Linked DNA regions of Homo sapiens: region 1 is linked to region 2. A link is a contact called in ENCODE Hi-C or POLR2A ChIA-PET data. All regions are on one chromosome and are shown on one strand. Each heading gives the region's core, a stretch centred on a gene start or an enhancer-like site at or near the end of the contact. The rest is flanking DNA. Distances are from core to core; before and after follow the strand shown. Region 1 holds the start of LINC02156 (long intergenic non-protein coding RNA 2156). Region 2 has its middle 46 kb from the start of PCED1B.

The links. A loop is a pair of places that touch in the nucleus more often than their neighbours do. ChIA-PET counts read pairs that join two places held with the same protein, here RNA polymerase II (POLR2A). Pooled maps may share reads with other maps.
Region 1: a pooled map shows a loop between it and region 2 (2.4-fold over the local background). The contact joins the promoter of LINC02156 here to the enhancer-like site in region 2. A Hi-C loop is called at or near these places in 22 of 168 maps with a recorded cell type or tissue (B cell, CD14-positive monocyte, CD4-positive, alpha-beta T cell and 15 more), 15 of 37 single-sample maps with no recorded cell type and 21 of 50 pooled maps. POLR2A ChIA-PET finds 5 or more read pairs at or near these places in 4 of 52 experiments (CD4-positive, alpha-beta memory T cell, IMR-90, activated B cell and 1 more).

What each region holds. Positions count from the first base shown.
Region 1 is chr12:47,413,341-47,416,650 of GRCh38, forward strand. It overlaps LINC02156 (long intergenic non-protein coding RNA 2156), which reads left to right and starts at 1,668. Exons shown (of 2, transcript NR_149087.1): 1 at 1,668-1,892.
Region 2 is chr12:47,032,249-47,035,592 of GRCh38, forward strand. No RefSeq gene overlaps it. Among named protein-coding and RNA genes, the nearest start is that of PCED1B, 46 kb to the right of the region's middle. Within about 2 kb of position 1,688, at least 7 of the 41 ENCODE cell types and tissues checked have a DNase peak (open chromatin) inside an H3K27ac peak, as active enhancers do; they include PC-9, where a contact is called at or near this core.

The DNA.
Region 1 (3,310 bases), core at 418-2,917, 380 kb after region 2:
CTCCAAACTTCAACACATATTTCTACAAGTCAGGGAAATATGAATCTTCTTCCTTGGACCAGCTAAATGGATATCCTGTGGCAAGTTATTTGGAAACAATAAAACAGGCAATCACCTGCTTAAGTGGCACAATCAGAAAGGCCAAGAGAGACTTCCGACCTTTCCCGAACACCTTAATAATTGAAACTTACATTGATACCATTCTGTTTGCAAAAAGACAGAAATTCCCTATTTTCAAGGTTCTTATGTGGTTCTGAACCATTCCTTTGAGGAACTGGTGTCAACTACTGTCACATTATATTAAAGACCTGACAAAAAAGAGACATGGGATTGATGTTTTTAACTGAGCAGAAGTTGAAAGCTACTGGGGCAGTACCTAGGGGACTTTAGGCACTGAGGGGCTAAAAATTAGATATATTGTGGTGCAGAGAGATGAAGGAAGGAAGGGAATCAAAGAAAGAAGAAGCAATGACAACCAAAGGCAAATTTTGCCTTTTTCTAGCTCCTAATCTTTATTGTAGCAGTTATCTCTTATTAAGCACTATGTACCAGGTGTGCAAAGGTCTTTGCATGTGTTTGCTCATTACACCTTTACATTTCTGTTTACAAGGAGCAGAGGGGTTTAGGGCCCTGGCTCCAGAGGTTTCTCCCTAGTAGGGGATGAGATCATCCCATGCCATGTGAGCTTGTCAGGAACTTGGCATAGACCCTGAGGTTCTACTCAGGGCCTGAGGTTCTCAAGAATGAACATTCCTGGACATTCAGTAAAGAGTTGTTAATATCCCTGCCTGGATCCCTTTCTTTCTATTTTGAGAACATTAAGAGAGGGAAGGCTACTGACACTTGGAATGAATAGTCATGGGAAAGAAAACAGTCTTCAGGAACAATTTCAGGAAGGTGTGAGAAGATGAAGTGAGGACCAGAGAATGTGTTCCTGGGTGGTGGTGACCAAAAACCACCAGGATGGACTTGAGGGTCCCTAGAAATCAACTGGGGAGGGAAATCCTAGGAGAAAGATTGGTCTTCTTGTCAACCTAGAGGGTTTTTTTTTTCCACTTACTATGGTTTCAACACTAAAATAAATATGAACTTATTCCACACCTCAAACTGGTGATTTGAAATATATTTATTGGAAATATTAAAAATCTATATTTTTACTTTAGGGCAGATAATTGTGTTTTACCTCAATGTTCTAGTTTGTATTTAGCTTAAAGGACATCCTTGAAATATCTGTTTTTTATAAGAGCTTCAGAGTTAAAAGGGGAAAGGAAGATTGTTTAGGTTGAGAGGGTTCTGTTTGGGTTTGCTTTGCTGTTGTCGGGGGCGCTGGGGTGATTAGCATCATGCAGGGCATGTGATTCTGACACCCTCTTCTGTGGTGGGGGTGAGAAGGCACCGGTGCCACTAGTCCCTGACCTGTCCCTCAGACAAGTTACAAATGAAGACTGAGGGGGTGGAGTAGCTATGGAAACCAGGAGGGAAGGATTTTTTTTTTTAATGCAAATGAATTAGAACAAAATGACTGGCATCCCTTTTTCTTTTTCCATCTGTGACAAAAGTTCTGTGTCCTGGTTTCTACCTTCACTTGGAGTAAATTATGGGGGAAAGAACATCATGAAGACCTGCTATTGTCAGAGTGTCATTTCCTCTTTCTATCTTTCTGTGGATTAATTTTAAATCCATTTGATAGAATTAATCATATAAGCCAGTCTCATTTCCCTGCAAATGTCTGCCTTCGTGCAGGTGATTCTGTAGAAAGGAGTTTCTCCAATAAAGCAGAGCTTCTCTTTCAACTCCATGGACATCAGAGAGAGTCCCTTTCAAAAAAGGAGGCTCAGGTCTGGAGAGACAAAGGCCTCTACTTTCGAAAAGGCCTCTTGGATCAAGCCCAGGTATGAGTCGTCAGTACCACGTTTGTCTCTGTGTCACAGCATTTGAGATTTTCATGAGGCTACCTGACCTCAATCTGTTTCCTTTTATATATTAACTCTTTAGGTCCCAATGGGACATACCCATTTTATGAGTTACTGACATTTATAACTTACCTCATTTTAGCATAAACTTTCTGCCTTTTGTTCTTTTGTGGACAACATATTAGCTCTTGGATTCTGAGTTTTTAAATGGTATAATTTTTGTTTGGCTCCAGGCAACAGTAGTTCTACTTTGTGTCTGAGCCTCCCGTCATCATCTGTCACTCTGTGCCCACTTGTTCTATTAAAGTATCATCAGGAAGGCACACAATTGATCCAGGGTAAAAAATTCTGCTCCAACAGTGAATGAATCATTCAATGTTGTGTGTCCACTGGGAGAAAAAAAAACTCCACGCAGCATATTCATTTTCACAATTTTTATGTACTACCATGAAGTACATAAAAATTACTGTAGGAATTTTATTTTATTTTATTTATTTTTTTTGAGATGGAGTCTCGCTCTTTAGCCCAGGCCGGACTGCAGTGGCGCTATCTCGGCTCACTGCAAGCTCCGCCTCCCGGGTTCACGCCATTCTCCTGCCTCAGCCTCCTGAGTAGCTGGAACTACAGGCACCCGCCACCGCGCCTGGCTAATTTTTTTTGTATTTTTAGTAGAGACGGGGTTTCACCGTCTTAGCCAAGATGGTCTCGATCTCCTGACCTCGTGATCCGCCCGCCTCGGCCTCCCAAAGTGCTGGGATTACAGGCGTGAGCCACCGAGCCCGGCCTATTGTAGGAATTATTACACTCACTTTGTTTCACTCTGCTCTACCTTCTAAATCTGAACATGTCCTGTTCTATTGATACTTTCTCCTGTCAATAGTCATGCTAGTGATGGAAGAACCTTGGCCAATATGATTAGAGTCTGAAAGATTCTCCTGGGTGATGTAAAACGAGCTCATAGGCAGAGGGGAGAACTTCCTTCTGTAACACACAGGCTGGCTTCTGACTCACCTACAAAAAAAGAAAAAAAGAGAGCTACTTGGTTCCACTGTCTCTTTGGATCTCATGAGTTGAAAGCTGAGGCTGTACTCCCCAACAAACATGAGTATTTCAGTTCTAAGTAGGTGACTGGAGAAAGATGAAATCCACTCAATTTGAAGAACATTTAAAAAATATGTTTTCATGCTTTGGAAAAGTTTCAGTGTGTCAGGTAAAATACTTGAAACTAAAAATTGTTGTAGATTTTGTACTATCGTTGGCCTGGAAGAGCAGTTCACATTTAATTAACGTTCTAAGGTAACACTGTGGCATAGTTATAGGACTGCAAGTAACAATTCACAAAATGAATTAATCATTGGATCCTGCTATGTTCTGAATGTTTGTGCTCCACAAAACTC
Region 2 (3,344 bases), core at 438-2,937:
TGGGAGGCAGGTTTGCCTGATGAAGTTTCCAGCTTGACTTTTCTTTTTGGCTTAGTGATTGGGGTCCTGAGATTTATTTTCCTTTCACAACCTTAAAATCATCAGACACTGCATAAATGTGAAGGCCTAGGCTGATTTTTTTTTGAACTGGATATTATGAAAGATACAAAGGTTGAGGCTATAAACTTCAAAGCTGCCAGGATAGACTAAAACTTCATAACCAATCCACAAGATGCCAGCATTCCATCAGTGCTCAAAAATCCAAGAACGCACATGGGTCATTACAGTGTTCATGTTATTTGAAAGGAAATGCAAATATGGTAACATTTCATTTGGAAAAAGAAAAAGAATATATATGAACTACCACAAGTTTTCCAATATCTGTCTTTAAACTCCTAAGAGCTAATATGTAACAAATTTAAAGAGAGAATATTTGGTGAGAGAAGGTGGGGGTTTTCCTATTCAGCTTAATGGTAATTTTTAGAATTTCCTATTCAAGAAGCCACTAGATGGCCCTAAAGCCCACCTTTATCAAAACACACACACAGAGAGCTGGCAAGACGAAGAAGAAAAAAATTTAGCCATTTGCTCATAAGTTAAAACTGAAAAAAGATAATTCATACAAAGACATAAGGTCTATCCTGTGTTTACTTAAGGTTTTAAGAAAATCAAGTTTTGCTACAAAACTTGGAGCATTTTTCTTTCTGGGAACATATAAGTACATATCATAATAACCAACTTCTCTACAACATGCATGATTTTTGATGGTGCTAATATACTAGTGGTTAGATTTTCCAAGATTGATCGAATTATTAGAGCTTCTAAGCAGAAATTACATAGTAAAGAAATCCAATACATAAGAAATAGTGAACTTGAGTGAGATTACAACTCAGCTGAGTTGTTTGATCAGCATAAGAAACAGTACTACACAGCCTCTTTCACAACCATGTGCTGACATAGTGCACAGAGTGTTCCTGGCTCCCGTGGCCTCCCGTATCCTACCCTGGCACTTCCATTCCTCACTGGTTCCTGCGTTTCTGTCTGCCGCTCTGCAGGGACAAGGACTGTGGCTCTCTTGTGCAAGGTTACCTCTCCATCACCTATTGTAACTGGTCATTGGAGCATTTCTGGCATGCCAGTGCCAACTATAGTGTGCTTAAAACATATCCACCAAAGTTTTACACCGTACTTAGAAGTGTTCCATGTTATTTGTATTTAGAGCTATAAATCAGTTGATTTATTCAAATCAGAAATACAAATGAGATAAAGGGACAAAGTTCCACAATTCTGCTGATTCAAAGTAAAAATAAGGTATTAGTCCAGGTAGAGTGGAAAGCACAAATTCATCAGCAGTAACAAGTGGAAGCCAGGCGTGTCCATGAGAACAGTGGAAGTCTCCTGGGAATTAGGAGACATCTTGGAGAAGACAGTGGGTTTTTCCACAGGGCATAAAATGGGTATTCAAGCCAATCTGATTAAAATCTTCAGAGGCAAAAGACCCTAGCAGACCCAAAGTTATTATATAAGCATTTTAAAATAGAAACTGCATAGAGAAGTGGCAGCTGAAATACAAATGACAAAAAGCCTTTGGGTAAATTGGCTCAGGAGCTTTGTGATGCTAAAGAAAATGGAATCAGCCACAGGCAACAGAGAAGGCAGATGGGGAAAGACACAGTCCTGAGGAATAACCTTTGCAAGCACATCTGCGACGTGACACAGCCACTGAACATTCCCTGAATACAGCCGATAAGATCAAGAGCGAGCATTTCTTAATCAGTCATTGCTCTAGAGTCTTCAACACAAATGCCTAGATTTTTCTGGTAAAAGAAAAGCTCATTCCATGAGTGAGCAGCAAGTTAATAAGGAGAGAAAAATTATCCTGCCCTTTTCTCTGTTTTGTTTTTCCTATCACTCCTTCTCCTATTAAGGTTAATTTTATGTTTGAGAAGAGCATGTGTTTTCATTATCAGGAAAAAAATGTCTGTTTTTAAAATGTATTAGCATATTTTATTTGTTTTTGTCATAATGCACCCAGAAATAAAAGAAACCACAAAAGTCCATGTGATGACTCATGAGTTTTTATTTCTCTTGGGTATACCTGGTTTCCTTACAGGAGCGTCACCCTTCTCCTGACTGAACCAGACACCTGGGGAAATCTTTCCATAGCACTGGTTTCTGATTTGCAAGTTCACTCATCACAATTTATCAAATGAAGTGGGTTCACTCATCTAACTTCTACTGAATGCCTAGTATATGCTGTAGATATAGAAATAAATAAGCCCAAAGTCCTACCTACAAAAAAGTCATGACTACTAAAAAAGAAATAAAACTGTGATTATAAGATACTGTGGTAAATGTTGCAATTAAGGTTCACATCGTGTAAAGCTTTGGGCTGCATGCTATATTTATTTCTCAGGAATCCATTCCAAGGCAAGAAAACCCAACCAATACTCAGCTAAACAAAAAGACATTTATTTGTCTCAGACAACACAAAAGCCAGGGAGGTAGGCAGTCCAGGGCTGGGAAAATAGCTCCCTAATGTATCAGGGACCCAGGCTCGTCTGTCTTTACCACTCCTTCACCACCATCCTTGGCTTGGAGGCATTTGTCTTCATATTTGCTGCCTTGTGGTTGTAAGGTGGCTGCTACATTTTGAAACATCACATCTGTTCATGTTCCAGGCAGGGAGAAGGGGGAAGAACAAAGGGCAAAATGAGTCATGTTAGCCCATTTTTTGCTTTTTTATCAGGAAAACAAAAAATTTCCCAGAGACCCCAGCACATAGACATTGTTTTATCTTATCCGTCAGAGCTGTGTCACAAAGCCACCCTGGCCAGAAGGTGGCTAGCGAAAAGCGGGCATGGGATAGGAATTAGGCTGGCGGACCCACAGCGTGAGACACTAATGTACCCCACATGCTCCTGTTGCTATCTTCTACCCATTTGAACAACTACTGTCCTCTCTATTCTGCATGCTGGCTAGGAGAGCCTAGGCAACAAACAGTCCACAGGTATGCCTATGGTTACTGCTATTTCAACAGAGTTCACTGGAGTAAGATGATGAGGGAGGAAGTTCATCTTTTTGAGGATTTACCCCCTGTTTACATTCAGTCTTTCCATGTTGAACTAGAAATTCAAAGAGGAGGCATCATGTCTCCTTAAATATATATATCTTTCCCCTCTTTGGAGATCAGGATCTGTTTTAGACTGTGGGGAATTCAGTAGCCCCAACTCTGTTTTCAGGTGAGGTAACTGAAACCTCCCTGCTTCAGCAGTGCGATTCCCACTACCTGTTTACAAGAGAACTGAATATCCCCTCCCCTAGGGATCCTCTGCTGGAACTCC